Regions from separate parts of the Homo sapiens genome. Here all the other regions are linked to region 1. Evidence: chromatin contacts called from ENCODE Hi-C or POLR2A ChIA-PET data. All regions are on one chromosome and are shown on one strand. The core of a region is the stretch at or near the end of the contact, and the rest is flanking DNA. Distances in the headings are between cores, read along the strand shown.

What was found. A loop is a pair of places that touch in the nucleus more often than their neighbours do. ChIA-PET counts read pairs that join two places held with the same protein, here RNA polymerase II (POLR2A). Pooled maps may share reads with other maps.
Region 2: a map of mammary epithelial cell shows a loop between it and region 1 (9-fold over the local background). The contact joins the enhancer-like site here to the promoter of TMEM181 in region 1. A Hi-C loop is called at or near these places in 20 of 168 maps with a recorded cell type or tissue (CD14-positive monocyte, CD4-positive, alpha-beta T cell, CD4-positive, alpha-beta memory T cell and 14 more), 17 of 37 single-sample maps with no recorded cell type and 32 of 50 pooled maps. POLR2A ChIA-PET finds 5 or more read pairs at or near these places in 8 of 52 experiments (CD4-positive, alpha-beta T cell, CD4-positive, alpha-beta memory T cell, HepG2 and 4 more).
Region 3: a pooled map shows a loop between it and region 1 (2.7-fold over the local background). The contact joins the enhancer-like site here to the promoter of TMEM181 in region 1. A Hi-C loop is called at or near these places in 15 of 168 maps with a recorded cell type or tissue (CD14-positive monocyte, CD4-positive, alpha-beta T cell, CD4-positive, alpha-beta memory T cell and 10 more), 12 of 37 single-sample maps with no recorded cell type and 28 of 50 pooled maps. POLR2A ChIA-PET finds 5 or more read pairs at or near these places in 6 of 52 experiments (CD4-positive, alpha-beta T cell, H1, K562 and 3 more).
Region 4: a loop to region 1 is called in a pooled map, with 9 times the contacts of the local background. The contact joins the promoter of LINC02901 here to the promoter of TMEM181 in region 1. A Hi-C loop is called at or near these places in 2 of 37 single-sample maps with no recorded cell type and 8 of 50 pooled maps. POLR2A ChIA-PET finds 5 or more read pairs at or near these places in 2 of 52 experiments (CD4-positive, alpha-beta memory T cell and WTC11).
Region 5: a pooled map shows a loop between it and region 1 (4-fold over the local background). The contact joins the enhancer-like site here to the promoter of TMEM181 in region 1. A Hi-C loop is called at or near these places in 6 of 50 pooled maps. POLR2A ChIA-PET finds 5 or more read pairs at or near these places in 3 of 52 experiments (HEK293, activated B cell and activated CD4-positive, alpha-beta T cell).
Region 6: a map of naive thymus-derived CD4-positive, alpha-beta T cell shows a loop between it and region 1 (7-fold over the local background). The contact joins the enhancer-like site here to the promoter of TMEM181 in region 1. A Hi-C loop is called at or near these places in 1 of 168 maps with a recorded cell type or tissue (naive thymus-derived CD4-positive, alpha-beta T cell), 1 of 37 single-sample maps with no recorded cell type and 9 of 50 pooled maps. POLR2A ChIA-PET finds 5 or more read pairs at or near these places in 1 of 52 experiments (activated CD4-positive, alpha-beta T cell).
Region 7: a loop to region 1 is called in a map of ascending aorta, with 2.4 times the contacts of the local background. The contact joins the promoter of EZR-AS1 here to the promoter of TMEM181 in region 1. A Hi-C loop is called at or near these places in 1 of 168 maps with a recorded cell type or tissue (ascending aorta) and 13 of 50 pooled maps. POLR2A ChIA-PET finds 5 or more read pairs at or near these places in 2 of 52 experiments (A549 and T-cell).

Annotation. Positions count from the first base shown.
Region 1 is chr6:158,558,356-158,561,698 of GRCh38, forward strand. It overlaps TMEM181 (transmembrane protein 181), which reads left to right and starts at 1,736. Exons shown (of 17, transcript NM_001376852.1): 1 at 1,736-1,877. The coding sequence starts at 1,870. RefSeq lists a silencer at 1,427-2,346 and enhancers at 2,766-3,267, 3,268-3,343.
Region 2 is chr6:158,217,742-158,221,084 of GRCh38, forward strand. No RefSeq gene overlaps it. Among named protein-coding and RNA genes, the nearest start is that of GTF2H5, 51 kb to the left of the region's middle. Within about 2 kb of position 1,615, at least 3 of the 41 ENCODE cell types and tissues checked have a DNase peak (open chromatin) inside an H3K27ac peak, as active enhancers do; they include CD14-positive monocyte, PC-9 and mammary epithelial cell, where a contact is called at or near this core.
Region 3 is chr6:158,241,186-158,244,528 of GRCh38, forward strand. It overlaps a transcript of TULP4 not described here and the pseudogene SRP72P2. Among named protein-coding and RNA genes, the nearest start is that of TULP4, 70 kb to the right of the region's middle. RefSeq lists enhancers at 1,048-1,157, 1,268-1,337, 1,738-1,787. Within about 2 kb of position 1,511, at least 17 of the 41 ENCODE cell types and tissues checked have a DNase peak (open chromatin) inside an H3K27ac peak, as active enhancers do; they include PC-9 and gastrocnemius medialis, where a contact is called at or near this core.
Region 4 is chr6:158,867,999-158,871,341 of GRCh38, forward strand. It overlaps LINC02901 (long intergenic non-protein coding RNA 2901), which reads left to right and starts at 1,816. Exons shown (of 3, transcript NR_160980.1): 1 at 1,816-1,979. RefSeq lists enhancers at 790-1,462, 1,463-2,135, 2,036-2,205, 2,136-2,809 and a silencer at 1,636-1,955.
Region 5 is chr6:158,269,649-158,272,991 of GRCh38, forward strand. It overlaps a transcript of TULP4 not described here. Among named protein-coding and RNA genes, the nearest start is that of TULP4, 41 kb to the right of the region's middle. Within about 2 kb of position 1,628, at least 4 of the 41 ENCODE cell types and tissues checked have a DNase peak (open chromatin) inside an H3K27ac peak, as active enhancers do.
Region 6 is chr6:158,288,421-158,291,763 of GRCh38, forward strand. It overlaps a transcript of TULP4 not described here. Among named protein-coding and RNA genes, the nearest start is that of TULP4, 22 kb to the right of the region's middle. RefSeq lists a silencer at 2,495-2,544. Within about 2 kb of position 1,816, at least 7 of the 41 ENCODE cell types and tissues checked have a DNase peak (open chromatin) inside an H3K27ac peak, as active enhancers do.
Region 7 is chr6:158,816,343-158,819,685 of GRCh38, forward strand. It overlaps EZR-AS1 (EZR antisense RNA 1), which reads left to right and starts at 1,637. Exons shown (of 3, transcript NR_102425.1): 1 at 1,637-1,763. EZR (ezrin) reads right to left here and starts at 3,026. Exons shown (of 14, transcript NM_001111077.2): 1 at 2,975-3,026; 2 at 1,740-1,824. The coding sequence starts at 1,751. RefSeq lists enhancers at 45-94, 958-1,127, 1,610-1,659 and silencers at 1,870-2,069, 2,210-3,199, 3,260-3,309.

The DNA.
Region 1 (3,343 bases), core at 486-2,985:
TTTTAGAATCAGAAGTGTCGAAAGACAAAATGACAGCAAATTTAAAGATCCTAAGTAGCTTTTCTTCATGATTCTAGAATCGGGCAGCCCTCAGAACCAACAGGTTCAAAGGACTTTGGGGCTGCAACGTGGTTAGACAACATTTATGGACAGAAAGTGGAACTGAGGCGCAGAGACAGCTTAACTGGTTACAGGTTTATGTTCTAGCTTATTTGAATCAGCTAACCACCTGCCAATGACAGAAGCTCACTGGCTGTGATTGGCTGAGACTCAGCTGTTTGTTACAAAAGCATCCTCCTCAATTAGGGTGTCTTCTCTTTTATGTTAACTATGCCAGGCTGCAGCTCCTTATGTAAGGACTCAAGTAGGGAGGCATCCTCAGGCCTAAACATTTAACAGAAGGTGTTGCATGAAAACGCATGTTTGGGCTGGTTGCGGTGGCTCACGTCTGTAATTTAACAGGCTCCGGGGTTGGGGACCCCTGCTCTAGCTCATAGAACTCCCTCCGACTCACCCCTTCCCGCGCCCCACGTCCCTGTGAACAGTCTGTCCCTGCAGGTACCCAGTTTCTGTTCTCCGGTCTTGTTGCTATGAAGAACCCTTTCCCTCTGCTTATGTATGAAAAGAACTTAAGAAATAATCTTTTGTTATTCCTTGAAGAGTTGCGGTTTAGGATTCAGAGCACTAATGAGATTTTGTGTAACTATTCCTTGGTGTCCTGGCTTAGGGTGTGCTTTGCTTGGTATCTCCCCCTTTTAACCCCCCTCTTCCTAATATCCACCTCACCCTCCAGATTCAGCCCAAACTCTGCATTCTGTCCCCTACCTTCTCCACTCCCCCAAGGCGAGTTAGGCACCCTTCCTCACTGTAGCACCCTGAGCTAAGGCTACCTAACTTACTGTTGGTAATTTTCTTTGCCTGTAATTTCACTGAGGGCAGGAACTGTTCCTTATTCATGTCCACACTTTTCTGCCAATAGTAAGCCTGTTTACAGTTTAGTGAATGAATGAGGATACATTGCAAAGGAAGCTTGGAAGTCCTTTATTTAACTCATGCAGACCGACTTTAAACCCACAGCACACGGGAACACGGGACATTTTGAGTAATGCTCCAAAGAGAATCTCAGAAATAGCCAAACCTTGGTTCTCATCCATTCTTGATTACAGAAATGGGGAACACTGAGCCAAGATGCGAAATCAGGAAAGTGCTTTTGGTCCACTGGTCTAGCTGCAGTCTAGAAGCGGCTTGCGGGAGAAGCTACCAGAAAGAGCCCGGAAGGTTCCTGTCATCATTCGGGGTGGCAGAAGTTTGTCCTGGCTTTTAACCTTTTTTGGGGTCACAAGACCCTTAGGGAATGAATATACAGCTATAGCTCCTCTCCCTAGAAAAATGCAGACACCCATAGTGTTTTCCAGACAACTGCAGGGCATTCGTGGACTCCCGAGGCCCATCCTTACGCCCCGACACTCGGGAAGTAGGAGTGAATGAATGCGCTGTTTACCTGCCCTAGGGACAAGAGGTAAACTAAGTCATTCATTCACTCATTCCTTCTGTCTTGAGCCCCAGCTCAGGGCTAGCCTGGGTGCTCCCGGCCGTGGGGCTCCGCCCCGGCACGGGGCCACGAAGGAGGGCCACCCCCCTCGCCGCGCGCCCGCGGCCCCGCTTCCACCGCGCCGCGCCCTCTTCCGCCGTGAGAGTCGCTTCCGCGCACGTGATCTCGGCGTCGCGCTCTGATGAGTTTTCCGCGGCCGGCCGCTGCTCAGCCGCTGTCGCTCCGGCTCCGGCTGCGGCTGCCGCTGCCGAGGCTGCTGCGCGGCGCCTGGCGGGCTCGGGACGCGCGGGCCGGGGCCGAGGGCTCTGGGCGCCGAGATGGAGCCGTGAGTCCCCGGCCGAGCGGGCGGGCTGGCTGGCTCTCCGGACACTCCGGCCGAAAGTTGGGGATCCCTGGCTCCCGGCGCCGTGCCGCAGGGTCCCTGGCGCCCACGTGGAACTGGGGGCAGGGAAAAGGGCGCTGAAGGGGGCTTCGCGGGCGGGTCAGGCGGAGGTGTTTGCGCGGGGCGAGAGTAGACCGGGGCCGGGGCTCCCTCCTGCCTGCCCGCCCGGCCGCGGTTAGAGACCGGGATGCGGTCGGGGTTCCGGGACGGGGCTGCGAGCCACAGCGCTCACCGGGGGGCCGAGAGAACCGGGGGCGCTGCGGCCCTTCCCCGGCGTAGGGTGGCCGCCCGCACGGAGTCCCGCCGCCTCCCGGGCAGCCTCTCCTGCCGGAAAGGCCCCGCCCCGTCGTCCCCTCGGTATCGAGAGCGCCCCGCGCTGCCCTGCGGTCTCGCCCAGCGCCGGGTGCGAGGCTCTCAGAGGCGATTGGTGACGTGGGCACCGGGGAGCCTGCCGCAACAGCCCCTTTGGACTCGGGGTGTCGAGTTATATGAGTTTTATGCGTTTTACGATCTGCTGACTTTGGGCTTTTTTTTTTTTCTTTACCTCTTTGAAGTCCAGGGTTTTTAATGAGGAAAAACCTGTTTGGGGTCTCGTGGACGCCATCCCTAAAGCTTGCTTTTGACCCAGCAGTCGCCTAGGTGTCCCCCTGGGCGCATCTGGAAAAGAAGGAGACGGAGTTAACCAGAGGGTTAGCGCCGCGTGGAGTTGCAGAAAGTCCGGGAGAAGGAGTGGCCCATATGTGCAGCCGCGCCTGGCGCAGGAGGCTTCCAGGGCCGGCTCCCTGCACTGAAGGCAGCCTCCGAGGGGCCTGGGCGCGCTTCTTGGCTTATATGCGGTTTTTGAGGCAGAAGGGTTTTGCTTTGGATCTTTGCTGATTTCTCTGGCTGTGGACGTGGTCAGAGAAGTGACACCCAGGCCTGTTGCCTCAGCGCAAGTGCCTGTGACAGAGAGATCTGTTTTTCCTTCTGCTTCCTTAGAAGTTTCTGACTTTGGTATGTTGCTTTAGCACCTCTTGGGAAACTGGAATGGCATCAAATATCAGACCTATGTGGATGTTTTAAAGATTTTAAAAGCCAAGTGGAGGTAGGTTAGCAGTATTGCCTCTGCACAACTCCAGAGGGCAAGATTCTTGTGCGGCCTATGTAAATAATACTGCTTGGAACGGTGTCTTGTGGAACTGTGGCCTTGTAGCAGAGTGACAGCTGCGTGTTACAGGAGTTCTCTCACGCGCTGCCCCTTGGAGCTGCATAGGTGGGCTGGGTGTGCTTTTTCAGTAGGAGAGAGGCCGGGGACGTGAGGTGGTGAGGGCCTTGGCCAGGACAGGGATCTGGGTCTTCTGCCAGGGTCCTGCGCTGTTACAGGACAGGGAACTAGACCAAAGAAAGCAGTTGACCAAGGAAAGGTCCCG
Region 2 (3,343 bases), core at 365-2,864, 340 kb before region 1:
TATTATTTTATTTGAGACTATTGTAGCTTTTGCTATGATTTGAATGTCCCCTTCTAAACTCATGTTGAAATTTCATTGCTGGCTGGGCGTAGTGGCTCACGTCGTAATCCCAGCACTTTGGGAAGCCGAGGTGGGCGAATCATGAGGTCAGGAGTTCAAGACCAGCCTGACCAACATTGGTGAAACCCCATCTCTACTAAAAATACAAAAATTAGCCAGGCATGATGGCGTGCGCCTGTAATCCCAGCTACTCAGGAGGCTGAGACAGGAGAATCGTTTGAATCTGGGAGGTGGAGGTTGCAGTGAGCCGAGATTGCACCACTGCACTCCAGCCTGGGTGACACAGCAAGACACTGTTTAAAAAAAAAAAGGAAATTTCATTGCCATTGTGACCACATTGACAGGTGGAGCTTTTTTTTTTTTTTTTTTTTTGAGACAGAATCTTGCTCTGTCTCCCAGGCTGGAGTGCAGTGGTGCTATCTCAGCTCACTGCAAGCTCTGCCTCCCAGGTTCATGCCATTCTCTTGCCTCAGCCTCCCAAGTAGCTGGGACTACAGGTGCCTGCTACCATGTCCGGCTAATTTTTTTGTATTTTTAGTAGAGTTGGGGTTTCACCGTGTTAGCCAGGATGGTCTCGATCTCCTGACCTTATGATCCACCTGCCTCGGCCTCCCAAAGTGCTGGGATTACAGGCGTGAGCCACTGTGCCTGGCCGACAGGTGGAGCCTTTAAGAGGTAATTAGGCCATGAGGGCTCAGCCCTCTGAATGGACTAAGGCTATTATTATGGGAGTGGCTTAGTTTTAGAGGGAGTGGGCTCCTAATACAAGGATAAGTTCGACCCCAATTCCCCACTCTGTTTCATGTGCTTGCTTGCCATGTGATGCCTTGCATCTCTGGCTTTGGCCATGGGATGAGCCTCACCAGATGCTGGTGCCATGCTCTTGGACTTCCCAGCCTCCAGAACCCATGAGCCAAATAAACATCTTTTTAATAAATTACCCCATCTGTGATATTCCATTTAGAGCAACAGAAAATGAAATAAGACAATTTTTATGTGAATTCCTAATTTATCCATCCATTCACTCATCCATTCATCTGTTAATTTGTTTATTTACCATCCATTCAATTATTCATCACATACTCACTACCTGCTGCTGGGCTCGGCATGGGAATAGGGAAAAAACAGTAAACATGAAACTTGCTCTTTTTTCTCCTAAGGCCCAAAATGTTCCTGATGCCTACGTAGAGCTTCAGTGCTTCAAAATAGCTTAGTATCTATGTTAATATTAGCGTAGTTTTCAGAGACTTCACAAAATGGAATTTTAAAATTGTTTTTATTCTTCTGTTTTTTGTCTTTATTTTTTAACTTTTTTTTTTCTGCTCCCACTTCACTGGGATTATTTTATACTCCTTTAGCAGTCCCATGTAGATGTTTCTTGGTAGTCAGCCCTCCATCACAAGTGATTCAGGAATCCCAGCCCTTTCCATCTGGTGGCTTCATTCTCTAGGGCCTCAAGTTCTTTACACCTAGCTGGCTGGCAGGGGAAGAGAACATGTGGAGAAACACACCCATTTCTTAACTGCCTTGGCCAGGAGTGAGATACATCATTCCGATTGCAAGTATCAGTCACATGGCTCCACTTGGAGGTAGGGAGGTACTAGGAAATACAGTCTCTTGCTGGGCAGAGACTTCCTGGTTACAGTTCTATCACATGAGAGGACTCGTGGTGTACAATTAGCTGTCTCTGCTGCAATACCCAAAACACTTGCATGATTTTGCAGCTGTGAGTAAGATTATTTCGACATAGATAAATCACTGCTGGGATTGCTTACTTTTGTGGTCTAATACTTATATAATACTTAAATGTTTAAGTCTTTCAGAGATTATCTTCCTCCATCTAATTTTTTTTGTTTTGTTTACCTTATTTTTCTTTTTTTCTGATACAAGGTCTTGCTCTGTCACCCAGGCTGGAGTGTGCCATGGCATGATCATGGCTTACTGTAGCCTCAACCTCCCAAGTTCAAGCAATCCTCCCACCTCAGCCTCCTGAGTAGCTGGGACTACAAGCCTGTGCCACCATGCCTGACTAATTTTTAAAAATTTTTTTAGAGATGGGCGTTTCCCTGTGTTGCCCAGTTATAACATATATAACATATGTATTATATATGTTATATAATACATATATATATAAACTCCTTGGTTCAGGCTATCTTCCCACCTAGGCCTCCCAAATTGCTGGGATTACAAGGCTGAGCTACAGTGCGTGGCTTTTTTTTAATATAACAAAATTTATTTATTCAGTGTCTGCTAAGTGATTCTCTTTGGAGCAATGCTTAATTACAGTATAAAGTTATGACATGACATTTGTATCCATTGGTCCTATTAATAAACATCAGTTGCAGAGTATGAAGTTTGCAGTTACAAAATCTAAGTTTTTTACTGAGTAAAACTGAAAATGGCTAGCATTTACATAAAAATGGACAATTTTGCAAAATAGAAGTGATAATGGCACACAGTCCTAATTAGAAGGCTTACTTTCCTAAGAGCATGTGAGTGCCAGTGTATTTTCACTAGGTTTTGTCTTTTTGACATCTGCTTTTTTACAGTGCTGATGATTTCTGTTAATTTCATGAATGACACCTTTATCACATTTCAATCTATGATCTTTTTTTTTAAAGTTTTGTCTTAAGGCTTCAGTGTCTTCATTTGGAAAATAGTGTCATCATCCACAAAGACCTGGTAACAAACAGTGCATAGAAAAGTCATTGAGGACCGGATGCAATGGCTCAGGCCTGTAATCCCAGCACTTTGGGAAGCCGAGGTGGGCAAATCACATGAGGCCAGGACTTCGAGACCAGCCTGGTCAACATGGTGAAACCTCGTCTCTATTAAAAATACAAAAATTAGCCGGGCATGGTGGTGCGCGCCTGTAATCCCAGCTACTCGGAAGGCTGAGGCAGGAGAATCGCTTGAACCCGGGAGGTGGAGGTTGCAGTGAGCCGAGATCGTGCCATTGCACTCCAGCCTGAGTGACAGAAGGAGACATTGCCAAAAAAAAAAAAAAATTACTGAGGTCCTCAGGGCAAACTTGAAACAGCTGGGAAGATTTTGTATGTACGAGAAAGCCCAACCTAAAATTGTTTAAGGAACAAGGGAGTTTCTCATCTCAGAGAACAAGAGGTTTAAAGATGGTGAAGGCATGTGGCACATACACAGGTTGGCTGTTTCAGAGGGACAGTGACCTGGCCATTGTCTCTGGTCCTCCGGCCTCACTGTGTTGGCTGTGTCCTCTCACGGCCACAAGGTGGCAGCAGCAGCCGCGGGCACCGCAGCCTTCCTG
Region 3 (3,343 bases), core at 261-2,760, 320 kb before region 1:
GATGGCGGCTGGGAAGAGGCGCTCCTCACTTCCTAGATGGGATGGCGGCCGGGCGGAGACGCTCCTCACTTTCCAGACTGGGCAGCCAGGCAGAGGGGCTCCTCACATCCCAGATGATGGGCGGCCAGGCAGACACTCCTCACTTCCCAGACGGGGTGGCGGCCGGGCAGAGGCTGCAATCTCGGCACTTTGGGAGGCCAAGGCAGGCGGCTGGGAGGTGTAGGTTGTAGTGAGCTGAGATCACGCCACTGCACTCCAGCCTGGGCACCATTGAGCACTGAGTGAACGAGACTCCGTCTGCAATCCCGGCACCTCGGGAGGCCAAGGCTGGCGGATCACTCGCGGTTAGGGGCTGGAGACCGCCCGGCCAATACAGCGAAACCCCGTCTCCACCAAAACCAGTCAGGCGTGAAATTGTTTTTTTTTTGAGATGGTGTCTCGCTCTGTCACCCAGGCTGGAGTGCAGTGGCGTGACCTTGGCTCACCGCAACCTCTGCGTCTCTGGTTCAAGCGATTCTTCTGCCTCAGCCTCCCGAGTAGCCGGGACTACAGGCACGCACCATCACGCCCAGCTAATTTTTGTATTTTTAGTAGAGACGGGGTTTTACCGTATTGGCCAGGCTGGTCTCGAACTCCTGACCTTGTGATCTGCCTGCCTCCGCCTCCCAAAGTGCTGGGATTACAGGCATGAGCCACCGCGCCAGGCCAGCTTTGTTAAATTCTATAGCTTGTAGTTGTTTCTTGGAAAGCTTAAACTCTACTCTTTCCGCATTGGTTAATTTCACTTTCTTCTTGGAGTCAAAGACATTTTGGTCCTTGTTAATGGTAATGATGTTATTTGCAATTACATCTAGTAACCCTACATCCGTTGGTTTTAGTAGTAGTATTTGATTGTAAAGTTGCAGAGCCTCCTCTGTTTGACCCTGAAGCTGCAGAATATAGGCCATCTGACCATAAGTGATGGCCAGTCCTGCCTGTGGGTCTTCCTCAGTCTCATCAGTGTCTTCTGATAATGAATGGTGGCAAAGACCTTCAGCTTTTTGTAGGATGTTCATGGCCTGGTTCAGCTGGCCGTGGTCTATCAGTGCACATGCAGTGTTTAGCACAGCTCATGTGTGCCTTCTTGGAAGCCCAGGCTCTCTGGAGCCACTTTTTCCCAATTGCTTTGAGCTGCAACAACTGCTGAAGGGTTTGTTTTCCTCTCCTCATCATAAGCATCGTGGGAGTTTCGGACGAGATCTCTTTATGCCACTAAGCATTCATCATAGTGTTCCAAACGGTGTAACACTTATCCATAAAGCTCCTTCAGTTTGTCTGTCTGCCGGTTGGTACTTTCTACTGTCTTCAAGACATTCTCAATTCTGTTGAGCCTGTACTCGCAATATGCCTTTTCAAAGGAGAGAGAGTTATTGGCTAACAGTTTGGTGCAAGTATTGATGACATTCAAGGCTTCTCTGAAACTTCCTTTCTGGATAAGGCATATCACTTTACAATGCAGGCCAGTTACATCATCTTTGTGGATCTGCAGTATCTTATTGACAGGCTTGAGAGCACACAGGAAGTTGCTGTTCTGGCCGTACCGGTTCACTTCACTCCACACAGCACAGGCACTGAAACTCCACCCTGCTGCTCACTGTCGCCCAGGCTGGAGTGCAGTGGCGCAATCTTGGCTCACTGCAACCTTCGCCTCCCGGGTTCAAGTGATTCTCCTTGCCCCAGCTTCCCAAGTAGCTGGGATTACAGGTGCCCACCACAACACCCGGCTAATTTTTTTGTTGTTTTTAGTAGAGACAGGGTTTCACTATGTTGGCTAGGCTGGTCTCGAACTCCTGACTTCGTGATCCGCCCGCCTCGGCCTCCCAAAGTGCTGGGATTGCAGACGTGAGCCACCGCACCCGGCCTATCATGGAAATTTTAAAACATTGCTAACAGTGGAGACTGGTGTAATAAAGCACTGTATCTTGCCCAGCTTTGGCAATTTTAAAACGTTACCAGTTTTGTTTGAGCAATACCTCTCACGTCCCTCCACTTGGATTATTTTAAAGCAAATCAAGCTGTCATATAATTTTGTCTGTAAATATTTTAGTACATGTCTCCAAAAGAAAAAGACCCCTTAAAATAATTACAATACTATTATCTTACCTTAAAAATTTTTTCTTAGTATCATCAGATATCCAATCAATACTCCTTGACTGCAGTATATATTTGTGTGTATGTATGTGTGTGTATGGGCGTGTACGTGTGTGTGTGTGTGTTTATATCATATCATATATATATATATGATTGTTTGAATTAAGATGCAAATAAGGTCCATACATTGCAGTTGGATGGTTTAAAGTCTCTTTTAACCTATAGGTTCTCTATCTTTTTTTTTCTTTGCAACTCTTTATTGAAGAAACTGAATTTTATTCTTTGCATCCTTGTAATGTAAAATATGTTATTTTATTTCTTGTGTTTCCTGTACATTGGTAGTTCATTGTAGAGGCTAAATCAAAAGAATCCAATTTTATTTTTTTGTGAGGGCAGGATTATTTTCATCAGGAAGTCTTCTTTCTTTCTTTTTGTGATACTAGCAACCATTCTTGAATGTTAACTTGGTCTATGAGTTCAGGAGGGATTACAATATGGTTACATCCTGTCATTTAGTTATTAGCTGAAATAGGTGTGTGTGTGTGTGTGTGTGTGTGTGTGTGTGTGTGTGTAGAAATTCTCCTTTGTCAATTATTTGGTTACCTTGAGGTATAGAGTGTATAGGAAGGGTTTGAAAAGTGTCTGATTATTTCCCTTGATTTACCAGTTTTCAAAGTTATGATTTGGTCCCCTAGCATCCTCCAGTGGTGATGGTTGAGGGTTTTAAATTTTTTCGCATAACATTATGAACGCCTATTTTAGCATACGTGGTGTGTTTCAGTCCATTGCAGTTACTGTCCTTTCGATGCTCAAATTGCTCCCTCTTTGGGCAGTGTAGGCTTATTTAGGCTGGCACCTGAGTCCTTCTGACACGTCTCTAGTAATCTCATAGCTTCCTTGCTTTACGATATGATGAGATGTTTCAGGTTCGTCCTGTATACTTTCTGTTTCAGACATGAAATCAGAGCAGACCATTTTTAAAAGAAAAAAAACCTAAATGTGCAATAAACAAAATGTTCAGTTTTACTAGTCATTAAATAAATAGAATTCAGAGCTAAAGTAGATACCATTTGTTGTGGACTGAGTGTTTGAGTCCCCCTACCCCCGTTCATATGTTGAAGCCCTAAGTCCCAATGTGATAGTATTTGGAAGTGGGGTCTGTAGGAGGTAATTAAGGTTAGATGAGGTCATGAGTGTGGGGCCTTCATATGGG
Region 4 (3,343 bases), core at 566-3,065, 310 kb after region 1:
GGACTTCCTGGGTCCAGTGGGGACTTGGGGAACTTTCCTGTCTTACAAGAGGATTGTAAAACGCACCAATCAGCAGGATTCTAAAAGTAGCCAGTCACGGGAAGGATTGAAAAAGAGGGCACTCTGATAGGATAGAAATGGAACATGGGTGGGGACAATAAGGGAATAAAAGCTGGCCACCCCAGCCAGCAGCGGCATCCCACTTGGGTCCTCCTCCATGCTGTGGAAGCTTTTTCGCTCTTCACAATAAACCTTGCTACTGCTCACTCTTTGGGTCCCGGCCATCTTTAAGAGCTGTAACACTCACCGCGAAGGTCTGTGGCTTCATTCTTGAAGTCACTGAGACCACGAACCCACTGGCAGGAACCAAGTCCAGACACAATGTTATGCAAGCTTTCTAGACCCTTTCTGTAAAATGGGTATAATAATAGTATCTAAGTCATGGGGATTTTGTGAGGATTAAATGAAATGCCTGTTAAGCATTTAAAATGCCTGGCACATTGAAAGTTCTTTTTGGAGACAAGTCTTGCTCTGCCGCCCAGGCTGGAGTGCAGTGACATGATCTCTGCTCACTGCAGCCTCTGCCTCCTGGGTTCAAGCAATTCGGTGCCTCAGCCCTGAGTAGCTGGGATTACAGGCATGCGCCAACACGCCCACCCAATTTTTGTATTTTTAGTAGAGATGGGGTTTCACCATGTTGGCCAGGGTGGTCTGGAACTCCTGACCTCAGGTTATCCTCCTGCCTCGACCTCCCAAAGTGCTAGGATTACAGGTGTGAACCACTGCCTTTGGGCCAAAAGTACTTAATTCTTATTGATGTCCACATTCAACAATTACTAGGTTTGTTTTTTCTGCATCCAGCTGCAAATGATCTTCAAAGTTGTGAACTCAGGAAATCTCAGAGGCGTTTATAGGCTTTCCAACCAGAGATGATATTTGTAATTCAAAGAAGTAAATAGAAATCCTTAAGAGAACCCCTTTCAAGCTAAGTTCCCATCTAATATGGAGTGGTGGCTTCGAATGATCCTTTTGGCTTATCTTTTTAAGTGTAAGAATTTTTGATGAATCACACTTCGTACCTATTTGGTCACTTTCACCAAAGTACAAAACCAGTCTGCCACCAGAAGAAATTTAATAACCTTGAGACTCAGAGAAGCAATGCTGCCTGATTGGTGGACAGCCAGACCAGTGAGGGTCAGACGTGGCTCTTCGGCTCCGGACACGGGAATGTGGTGGAAATGAGATCCTCCAGCGATTCTAAGGAGTGTTTTGTTCTTCTGGCTTAAGAGAAGGGCAGAGGACAGAACCAAGGGGAAAGAGAGACAGGCCCAGCCATTGTCTGACGTGAGGCACGATAACACATTAGAGGGCTGGTTTAGCAAAGGGCAAGGTAGAGTTGGCATTAGACGCGCTTGCAAAGGGAGGCGGGCAAGAGCTTCAAGACGCGAATGACACTTGAGCAGCCTGGGCTCACGTCTGGTAAGGTTTACGCCGCCTGTTCCCGCCATCTGGCAACTCCCTCCCAGAAGGGTGAGTTTGGTTCTTGGCAAATCCCCTTCGGACACACAAGCTCTTTTATTAAAATATAACCCCACTAACAGATTGCAGACTAGGCACAGAAGCCCCAAAGCACCCCCAGAGACCGCAGCAGTCCCGCCCCGCCGCCCCCGGATCCGCGCGGCTGCCAGAAGCTCCCCTCCCCCAGATCTTGGCCCCTCCCTGAGGCGCGCGAGCGTGTCGTCGCCCGCTCCCGGCCAATCAGGGCGCGCGACCAAAATAGCGCCATATAAAAGCTGGATGGCGGGCGCGGCCGGTGCAGAGCCTCGCGCTGGGGTGGGGTTGCGCGCGCAGGTGAGGGGGGCGGGGCCGGCGCGACCGGCGGGGCGGGGCGGACACTCCCACCGCGCACCTGCTTCTGCCTGACGTGTACCCGGAAGGTCGTCAGCTCAGGCTCCAAATATGTAACAGTGAGTTTCTAAGTGAGTCACACGGACGCGGTTGGTTTCCAGTGAGGCATAACTCATCGCTTCACTCTTCTCAACGGTTCCCTCTTCGGAAGGAAGCGCAGTCCGCAGCGTCGTCCGAGGGCGTGATCGCCTGCGTCGCACCCGCGTCTCCAGTGGCCACCCCTTGTCCTACAGGAACGCGCATCTGCTTAGCAGGCGCTGAGCCCTTGAGGAGGCCTAAAATGAATGAACGCGGCTGTGCCTCCTGAGCAGGCTCACAGTTGTGGGTGGGGGACAGAAGGGTGTCCATGCCTAAGGTCGACGGCGATAAGACAGACGTTCTTCCCAGGAGGAGATCAGTTCCAGGTGGGAGGCATTTCTAGGAGTCACCTTTCTCCGAGGAAGTGACCTGAGCTGTAGGAGGTGGAATCACAAAGGCTTTGGTGCCCTACACACCTGGGTTTTAGCCTCAGCTTGAGTCACTCACCCAGTCTGTGACGCTGAACACATCAGGAAACCTCAAACTTTCCCCATCTTTAAGATGCAGATAATAGCCGGTCACCATGGCGTGTGCTTGTAATGGCAGCTACTCGGGAGGCTGAGGCAGGAGGATCTCTTGAACCTGGGAGGTGGAGGTTGCAGTAAGCCGAGATCGTGCCACTCACTCCAGCCTGGGCAACAGAGCGAGACTCCATCTCAATAAATAAATAAATAACACTACATGACTGATAGCATATTTTTGAGGAGCATCTCTCCCCCTCCGTGCTTGGGTTTAATCCCCCCTTCCTCTCTCCCTCCCTCCCTTCCTCCCTTCTTTCTTCCTTCGTTACGTTTCTCTTCATTTCTTTTTTTCTCCATCATTCCTTCATTTTTCTTATTTTTTCCTAACTGATATAATTTACACACAATAAATCGCACAGAAATTAAGAGGACAGCTGGGTGAAGTTTTACATATGTATACACATGTCATTAGCCCCTAGGTCAAGATCTAGAACATTTCCATCACCCCAGGTTTCCAACTGCTCCTTCCGGTCAGTAGTACTTCCCCAGAGGTAACCACTATTCATTTGGACTTAAATTACCAAGTATGAGTTGTGTCTACTCTTAAACTTCATGTAATTGCAATCAAGCATTATGCTTTATTCCAAACTTGTCCAACCCGCACAGGCCACGGTTTTGAATGTGGCCCAACACAAATTTGTAAACTTTCTTAAAACATTGCGAGATTTTTTGTGACTTTATTTATTTATTTATTTTTTTGAGACAGAGTCTCTGTTGCCCAGGCTGGAGTGCAGTGGTGTGATCTCGGCTTACTGTAACCACCGCTTCCCAGGTTCAAGCGATTCTCATGCCTCAACCTCCCGAGTAGCTGAGATTACAGGCTGGTGCCACCACAC
Region 5 (3,343 bases), core at 378-2,877, 290 kb before region 1:
ATAATCTATTTTATTCCAGATTTTAAACATTGCTTAATGGGTAGAATATAAATGAAATTGCAAAAGCAATGTCCAACATTTATTTAGCACTTTACTATGTGGGCAGGTAATTAAGTACTTGACATATGTTTATTTAGTCTTCCCAACATTCCTACTTCTTGGGAAATGAAGGTGTTTGAAAAGTTACCCAGTCAGGTGGTGGGAGAGCCAGGCCCGGTGCCCGGCAGTCTTGCTGCTGAGCTGCTGTCACTGTTCTGCCTTTGTGGTCTTCACAGGGTTGCTCCCTTTATTCCGTGTTCCTTAAGCCCATTTTATTGCTTCTAGATCTAGGAAAAAACAAAAACACTGAGTTTTTGAAAAGGCTAATTGTTTTAAAGTTAAATAGTAAGTGTCAAATGTACAGCATTCATATCTATTAAATATACGTTAATTCTACTCTGTAGCAGTAAGACCCTTTCCTATCCAGGCAGTATAATTAGATCTTCTATATATCTTTAATAGCCTTCTATTTATCTTAAGAACTCTGGCTTAATTTTCTCTTGGATTATTATAAAGTCTTCATTATTGAGATATTTTTGTCAGTAAATTGTCCTTACTTGGTCCAACTTGGAGCTCTCTTTCTTTGTTTTGCTCTTGCATCATCATCTGAAGACCCTACCTTGGCTTTATCCTGCCAGGGACCGGTCATTCCAGCAAGATTCTCTCAACTCTGCTCCACAGCACTTTTTTGGCTCTTGATTACAGGATTTACCTTGTAGTATTGAAGTTGGTTTATTTTGCCCATCTTCTCTCACTGTGTAGGGTGCTTCTCGGGGCTAGGGACTGGACTTCGATGAGTTTTGCATTGTCAGCACCCGGCCTGTTCGGCCTGTGGTGGGCACTCACTAAGTGTCTCTGGTACCGGGGCCGGTGATGGGCACTCAGTTAGCGTCTCTGGCCTGAGTGTTGCTTGGCTGCTTTCCTGGTTTGACACTGCACTTTAGACTATTGCAGCTAAAATTAACACACATCATCTGTTGATGTGATGCTTGCCTCCTTTTAAGCTTTTCTCAAGCTTTCAAAATTTCTTCCTGAAGTTTTTCCTTCACAGATGAAATTGCTCCTGAATTAGAGGTGATTTACTCCAGGCTTCCTTGTGCTTAAATGTGGCAACTTTCAAGGCTGCCTTCATTTTTGCCTCAGAGTTTATAAAGCAGCTTAGTGTGAATAGATGCTGTAGGGCCGGGCACAGTGGCCCATGCCTGTAATCCCAGCACTTTGGGAGGCTGAGGCAGGTTGATCACCTGAGGTCAGGAGGTCAAGACCAGCCTGGCCAACATGGTGAAACCCTGTCTCTATTAAAAATACAAAAATTACCCAGGCATGGTGGCAGGTGCCTATAATCCCAGATACATGGGAGGCTGAGGCAGGAGAATGGCTTGAACCCAGGAGGTGGAGGTTGCAGTTAGCCGAGATCGCGCCACTGTACTCCAGCCTGGGTGACAAAGTGAGACTCTGTCTCAAAAAAAAAAAAAAAAAAAAGATGCTGTACTGAGTTTATTTAATATAAGCAGTTTTATGTTAGTCACTGCTCTGTTGAGTTTTGTTTCATTTTCAATTGTTGCTTCTCATGTGGTAATGAAGAAAGCATTTAAAGGCCAAGTTAAGTGGGTGCCTAACCAAAATAGGTCCAGCTTCCTCAAGTTGTGTCATGACTTGTTGATGAGGAGGAAGGGCAAGGAGACATCTAACTCTCACAGGCTTTGTCTCTTGTAGCTCAGATAGGGTTTCTTTAATCCATTTTAGAATTTTTTTTTTTTTTTTGAGATAGGTTCTTGCTCTGCCACCCAGGCTGGAGTGCAGTGTGCCATCATAACTTGCTGCAGCCTCAAACTCCTGGGCTCAGGCGATCCTCCCACCTCAGCCTCTGAGTAGCTGGGGCTACAGGCGGGTCACCACATTTGGCAAATTTTTAAATTTTTTGTAGAGATGGGGTCTCACTCTGTTCCCCAGGCTAGTCTCAAACTCCTGAGTTCAAGCCATCCTCCTGCCTTGGATTCCCAAAGTGCTGGGATTACAGGCATGAGCCACCACGCCTGGCCCCACATTAAAAATTTTGAAACGGTAGCTTTGATTCAGGTGTAACTGTCCTCCTAAAGAAAAATAAAATGTTCTGAGAAGTTTTAGTTTAAAGTTGGAAAGCACTGAGAATAAATCTGTTTTGGGGGAAACATTGAAATGCTACGTTTGAAAATCTGTAGAATTTGCTTCAGGTGAGACAAAGGATGGGGTAAGTCATTGAAAGGACTCACTGGGACACATGTGCAGTGGAGGGTTTAAAAGTATTTGCGGAAAAATATTTAGAACGTTTAATTTCTAAATTAGAAATGTATGAGTGAATTTAGGGGGAAGGGGCTGGTTAAGTACCCAGGGATTGGTTCCACAGTTGCTGAGCATACACTGTCACCAAGTCAGATGTGGCTACTGTCCTCGGGGAGGTGACAGGTAGAGGAGAAAGCCTTATCCACTAGGTTTTAATTCAAGGTGCCAAGGACCATGTGATGTGGCAACAGGTGCATTTCAAGCATAAAGAGGTGGAATTTTTCAGTTGGGAATTACCAGTGGTCACCAATGTTTTTATCATCAGATTCTTTTTATATTTTCTTTCTTCCTCCCTTCCTGCCCCAATGGCTATGATCTTATTACTAGCCAAGAATTGTTGTTCAGTACAAGATAATGGTATTAATAGCTCGTATTTGTTTTTTATGCTTAATGTGAGCTGAATGAGGGAGAGGCTGGAGCTGAAGAAGAGGATCTGGCAGTGAGTGCTGTGGAACCTCAGCATCCCAGGCCAGCCAAGGCAGAGGAACAAGCAGAGGAGACAGAAAGAATCACAAGGGAGGAGGAAACTATCAGGAAGTTCCTTTAGAGAGCTTACAATTAACTCACTGAAATCCCTCCACAGCTGCCTGAGATAGGTTTTGTCATACCTCCATTTTACAGTTGGGGAAACTGAGACCTTGAGTAGTTAAGTAGCATAGCTCTAATGCAGGAAGTAGTCATTGACAGACCCAAGATTTGAAGTGAGGCTGTCAGCCTCCTGAGTTCCCCTTCTTAATCACTACTGCTTTCCAAGTTTCTAGAGTGTTTCAGTCAAAAACAAATGTGACAGTTAGGTTTGTGTAACTTTACTATAGTAGATGTGTAGTTCTCAATACATACTTTATCTTAGCTAGAAGGCTAAGGAAACGATCAATATGTGTTTTAAATATTGAAAAAGAGCTTATGGACTTTGATTATTGGGTTTGTAGATGCATAGAGATCTCATGACCTGGCTTTGGGAATCTGGTCCGATCTTGTCATT
Region 6 (3,343 bases), core at 566-3,065, 270 kb before region 1:
TGCTATAGATTGTAGGTAAATATCCTTTATCAGAAAAAGGAAATTCTCTTCCTAATTTGGAATCTAAAAAAAAAATGAGTGTTGAATTTTTTTTTTTTAAGAAGGAGTCTCACTCTGTCGCCCAGGCCGGAGTGCAGTGGCGTGATCTCGGCTCACTGCAAGCTCCGCCTCCCGGGTTCACGCCATTCTCCTGCCTCAGACTCCGGAGTAGCTGGGACTACAGGCACCCGCCACCACGCCCAGCTAATTTTTTGTATTTTTAGTAGAGACGGGGTTTCACCGTGTTAGCCAGGATGGTCTCGATCTCCTGACCTCGTGATCCACCCTCCTCGACCTCCCAAAGTGCTGGGATTACAGGCGTGAGCCACCGCGCCCAGCCATGAGTGTTGAATTTTAGGATACTTTTTTGCTTGTATTGCAATAATCTTTTTCCCTGCTCTTTACTCTTTTAGTATGATGAATTATATCTAATAGATTATATTTCTAATTAGTAGACAAACAGATTTTCTAATAACCTCTTAGAACTAGTTGTGGCTATTATCACTTTTTAAATATTCTGATTGAGTTTGTGTAATACTGCTGTAGGCTATTCCTGAATGTTTGGTAGAACTCGTTTGTAAACTATATGGCCTGATTTCTTTGTGGGATGATTTTAAACTACAGATTCATTTTCTTTAGTGGTTATAGAACAATTTAGACTGTCTTTCTTCTTGAGGTAGTTTTGTTAAATTGTGTTTCTTAGGAATTTACTCATTTCATATGTTATCTAATTTTATAACATTAAGTTGTTCATGGTATTATTTTATCTTAAGTTTCATGGTGTCTGTAGTTAGTTGTAGCCCTCTTTTCATTGTCAGTATTTATTTGTGCTGCTCTGTCTTTATCTATCTTGCCAGAGCTTTGTGTCTTTGATTACATTTTGCAAAGAATCAGTGTTTGGCTTTGTTTAGCTTGTCTAATTTTTTTTTCTTTTTATTTATTTAATTTCTGTTTTTACTATCTTCTTCCTTTACTCTCTTTTGGTTTATGCTGTACTTTTCTAACTTCTTTAAGTTGAATGTTTAGCCCCTTAATTTATAACATGTTTTCTTTTCTAACATAAGTTTTATAACATTTTATAACAGTTTCTTCTTTTATAACATAAGTTGTTGTTGTTGTTTTGTTTTGTTTTGTTTTTTGAGACAGCGTCTCATTTTGTGGTCCAGGCTGGAGTACGGTGGTGCAATCATGGCTTACTTCAGCCTTGACCTCCTGGGCTCAAGTGATCCTCCTACTTCAGCCTTCTGAGAAGCTGGGACCACAGGCATGTGCCACCATGCCTGGCTGATTTTTTAATTTTTTGTAGAGACGGGGTCTCACTGTGTTGCCCAGGATGGTCTTGAACTCCTAGGTTCAAGCAGTCCTCCCACCCTGGCCTCCTAAAGTGTTGGGATTGCACATGTAATCCACCATGCCCAGACTAACATAAGCATTTAAGGCAATGAATTTTCTTTCAAAATACCACCTTTGCTATAGCCAAGAAGTGTTTTGTTTTGTTTTGAGACAGGGTCTCACCCTGTCACTGGAGTGTAGTGGCGTGATTAATGGCTCACTGCAGCCCCCACCTCCTAGACTTAAGCCATCCTCCCACCTCAGTCTCTTGTGTAGCTGGGACCATAGGCGCATGCCACCATGCTGGCTAATTTTAAAATTTTTTGTAGAAACGGGGTCCCACTGTGTTGCCCTGGCTGATCTCGATCTCCTGGGCTCAAGCATCCACATCAGCATTTGTTATTTTCTGACTCTTTTAGTAATAGCCATTTTAACTGGGGTGAGAAGACATCTGCTTGTGGTTTTGATTTGCATTTCCCTGATGATAGTGATGTGGAGCACTTTTTCATGTACCTGCTCTCCATTTGTTGTCTCCTTTTGAGAAATGTCTTTTCAGATCCTTTGCCCATTTTCAAATCAGAATGTCTTTTGCTGTTGAGTTCCTTATATATTCTAGTTGTTAATCCTTTGTTGGATGAATAATTTTGCAAATGTTTTCTCCCATTCTGTGGATTATGTCTACTTCGTTGATTGTTTCCTTTGCTGTGCAGAAGCTTTGTACATTTTCATTTATTTTTCCTTTTGTATTGTTTTTCTCTTTCTAGGGGATTGATTTTGGTCTCCCCTGCTCCCACCTCCCTTCTGTTTTTACCCCTCCAGTGATTTAGAAGTTTTATACTTTATTTCTAGTTTTTTAGTGATTGCCCTTTAAATTTTACCATGCTTACCTAAGATAATTAAGTATAAGGTTGAGTATTTTAACTATCCTTCTAAAACAATATAAAGGCCTTAGAGTACTTTTGGCTCTGGTCATCCTTGTTTGATCAAATTGTCTTTTTTTTATTTTTTAGTTTTCTACCTTCCCCCCCACATTTGTCATAGACACAGTCTAGTGGTTAAGCACATAAACTAGAAACTGAAACCGGCAGCCTGGTGTGACACCCAGCTCTGCTGCCTACCGGATAGTGTCGGGCAAGCATTTAACCTGCCTGTGCCTCAATTTCCTCACCTATAAAATGTGGACAACAAAAGGATCTTTCTCATAAGGCTAAGGCTTTTCAATGAGAAATATAGTACCTATAAAGCATTAAGAGCTATACCTAGAAGTTGATAAGTACTGTGTATTAATATGAGTCTGCTGTTTCTGCTTTATTGTTCTGTTTTGAACAGACATTGTTTAATTTTACCTACATATTTAACAATTTCTTTTTTCGTTGTTTCTTAGACCTTCCTTCTGAGACATTTTCCTTCTACCTGAAGAATATTGTTTAGATGTTATATTGCGAGGTCAGTTGGCCTTAAATTTCAGCTGTTATTCTTTTGAAATGGTCTTCTTATTTCACTCTAATTCTTAAAAGACAATCTTTCTGGGAATATAATTGTGTTTTCTTTGAGTGCTTTGAAGATACTATTTCATTGATTTTGGCAGCCAGTGCCGCTGTTGAGATGTCTCTGTCATCTAATTGTCATTCTTTTGTAAGCACCTGTCTTTTCCTTTTGGCTACTTCTGAACTCTTCTCTTGGTGTTTTTATTGTGCACTTTTACTAAAGTGTGCCCAGGTGTGGATTTCTTCTTTATTTCTCCTGCGTGGCATATATTGTGCTGCTTCTTGTGTCTGTGCATTTTTTTTTATCAGTTTTGGCAAATTCTCAGTTGTTATGTCTTCAGATATTTCTTTTCCATTTTCTCTGTTCTGTCCCTTTAGAATTTTAATTAGATTTGTCCTTTTTTAATCTATCTTTCATTTCTCTTGATCTCTTATATTTCTATCTCCTTGTGTCTCTGTGCTATAAAAAAATTGGGTAATTTCTT
Region 7 (3,343 bases), core at 387-2,886, 260 kb after region 1:
GAAACCATAAAAATAAATTACCATTCATTATGAGAAATGAGAAAGAAAAGTAGTGACGGAGAACAGGTTAACTTTTTCCTGAGTGCTATCTTAGCTGAGCTCTGCACCTCTTCTTTTAGTGAAATAAAGAAAACCACACCCAGAAGGGTAATCTTCTTGACCACTCCTCCGCATACCGTTGCACTCAGCTCTGCCTGAGTAAGGGGTTGTACTTAGGTCAGTTTCATACCACATGCACTGTCAAGCCTCGATGTCACGTGTCACTTTTAAGTTTGAATTAAAAAGAAAAATTTTGTATAGAAAATACTCTGCATCACAAATGAATCATCTTGATGTAACTTAGGCAAAAATTATATTGGCTTCTGAATCTACTGGCATATTAATTCTTTATCCTAACAGCAAAATTAATACCTCTAACAAAGATCTTAGAGAACATAAAATGTAACAGAAGAAGCACACAAGGCCGGGTGTGGTGGCTCACGCCTGTAATCCTAGCATTTTGGGAGGTCGAGGTAGGCAGATCACCTGAGGTCAGGAGTTTTAGACCAGCCTGGCCAACATGGTGAAACCCCCTCTCTATAAAAATACAAAAACCAGCTGGGCATGGTGGCACATGCCTGTAATCCCAACTACTCGGGAGGCTGAGGCAGGAGATTCGCTTGAACCTGAGAGGCAGAGGTTGCAGTGAGCCGAGATCATGCCACTGCACTCCAGCCTGGGCCACAGAGAGAGACTCCGCTCCCCCATCCCCCACAAAAGGCACACAAGCATTGATTACAGAACCAACTTGTTTGAAAAACCAAAAAAAAATTCCAGATGTATCTGTAATCCCAATTTGTAATGAATCCTGATATTTTGTCCATTGTGATTCAAAACTCAAAAAATGTTAAACCTTCCCCCTAATGTCTAGTCACCAGTTCCCCAGTGTTAAAAGCAGGTAGAATACATACAACTTTCTAAGAAGCGTCAGTCCCAGAGAACCTGCCTTGTGCCTACAACCCCCAGGTCTCGCCAGCAATCTCAACACAATCAGATTCAAGGAGACAGAGGCGCAGGCACAGCCCTTTCATCAGCTGACCAGGAGTGCTCGGCCCGGCCTGCCAGGAACCTCTTATCAAACTCCACCGGCTGCCTGCATCTACAATTCAAGTCCATGGCTAACCTTCTGTTAGAGACAGAAATTCTGCTGCAGCCAGCAAGTTTGCTGGTGTACAGGGCACCGCTTCATGGGCCTAGTAGGAAGCGAAGCTGAAAGGCAACTTCCGAAAGCCAGTCTCCTCTCCCAAACGCCCTTTAATATCTCCCCAGTTGGATCTGGGGCGCCTGTGGTTTCGGACCCTTAGGAGCTCTGAGAACTGGTGTGTGTGGTCGGAAGCCATCTGAGTCTCCCTGTGATTTGGACTTTTTAAGAAACTTCTAAGTTGTATTACTATACCCTTTAAAAACAGACGGAAGCAGTGTAAAAAGGCCTCTAGTTTTTAGAAAAGACCGTAACTACTGGGGAGGGGGCTCACAAAGAAAAAGACTGCAGAGAAAAGCATCAAAATGGTGTTTTCCTAACGCTCCACAAAAGGGTCAACAAGTAACAAAGAGCGGCGAAAACCTCCTCCTATTCCTATCGTCTTCTGCGTGTGAGAAGAACCCTGTTCCCCAGGAACTGCCCCAACACCTCGAGCAGGTGCCTCCCCTCTCCAATGAAGCCTCTCCCGTCCGCCCGGCCCAGAAACTGGGCAACTTACTGGTTTCGGCATTTTCGGTTTCTGGTGAGTATCCTCGATCCCCGAAAACACGACTATCCAGCAGCAGCGAAGACGCTGTCCCAACCTGGAGTCAGAGCAGAACCCTTAGAGCGCCCGCCCGCCCTGCCTCGTCCTCCTGCCGCGCCCGACACTCGGCGCCCGCAGCGCGCTGCCGCTTAAGAACCGGCCAGCCCGGGCCCGGGTGAGTCAGCGCCCCGCCCAGCACTGCGGGCATGGGGAGGGGGCACGGGCGGGGCGGGGCCGGGCCGGGCCCCCGGCGAGGAGGCGCCCGAGAGCGGGGGCGCGCGCCCAAGGGGCAGCCGGCGGGCACTGGAGGTGCCCCCCAGTTGGGGGTGGGTCCGAGGAGAGGGGGTGCGCACCCAGGGGACCCCCAGCATGAAGGGGCTGGTGGGGGGCGCAGGCCCGGGAGAGAGAGGGCAGGGGGAACACTCAGTGGGGAGGATCGGGGGGAGGGGGCGCGGGCCCCGGGGAACACTCGGCCAGGAGGGTCAGGGGAGAGAGCGCCGGCCGGGCGGGGAGGGGTCTGGGGGACACTCGAGGTGCACCCAGCGGAGAGAGGCGGAGAAGAGGGGGCGCGGGCCCAGGGATACCCGGCGGGGAAAGGCCCGGGGAGAGGGAGCGCGCGCCTGGGAGAGAGAGGGCGAGGGGCAGGAGGAACACCTAGGAGGAAGGAGTCCCGGGACAGCCAGCGCGAGCCCGCGGGGCACCCGACAGGGAGGGGTCAGGGGAGAGGGGGCACAGGGCGGGCGGGGGGGCACTCGCTGGGGAGGGATCCGTGGAGAGGGGGCGCGGGCTCGGGGTCCGCCGAGGAACTTCCCGGGGCTGCCAGGAAGCCCGTGAGAAGCCGAGCACTCGGCAAGTTTCACTTTGTGTAGCAACCGTTGCCCCGCGGCTGCAGTCACAACCGTCAAGCCTTTGAGAAACTCTTTCAAAAACTGCAACCGCTCGGGAGCCGCCGAGGGACGGCGCCCAGGCACCCAGGCTCCGCGTTTCCTTCGGGAGAGACCTGAGGGGACCCGGCGCCGAGGGGAAGGTCGCGGGGCCGCGGGCCGGCTCAGCTCCACCTGCCCCGGGGGTGCCGGGCGAGAACCCCGCGCCGCGCCCCCTAGGCTGCCCGCCGCACCTGCCGCCGAACCCCGCCGCCCGCCCGGGCCCTCCACCAGGAACCCCCCGCCCAGAACCCCCGTCCCGACCCCGGCCGCCGCACGCCTCACCCGGCGCCTGCAGTGCTCCGTGTGCTCCCCGCCGCCCTTGCGTCCGCCGAGTGCGCTCGCTGCCCGCGCTCCCAAAAGCCCCGGCGGGGCGGGTCCCGGGACCACGCCCCTTCCCGCCCAGCTCCCGACCTGTGAGGTGCGCCCCCCGCAAGATGGCGGCAGCCGGGCCTCGGGCTGGGTGGGGGCGGAACTTGGCGGAAGTGCGCGCTACTCCCCTCGCAGATGCAAGTGGGGAGGCTGTTTGTCCCACAGCGGGCAGGGGGAAGTCAGGAAAACGTAAATAAATCTGGAGGGGCGGACGGCTTGGGGGAATCGCTGGACCGCTTGGGGCCGGGACCGGGGGCCAGTTCCGAGGCCTCGGCCCTGGGG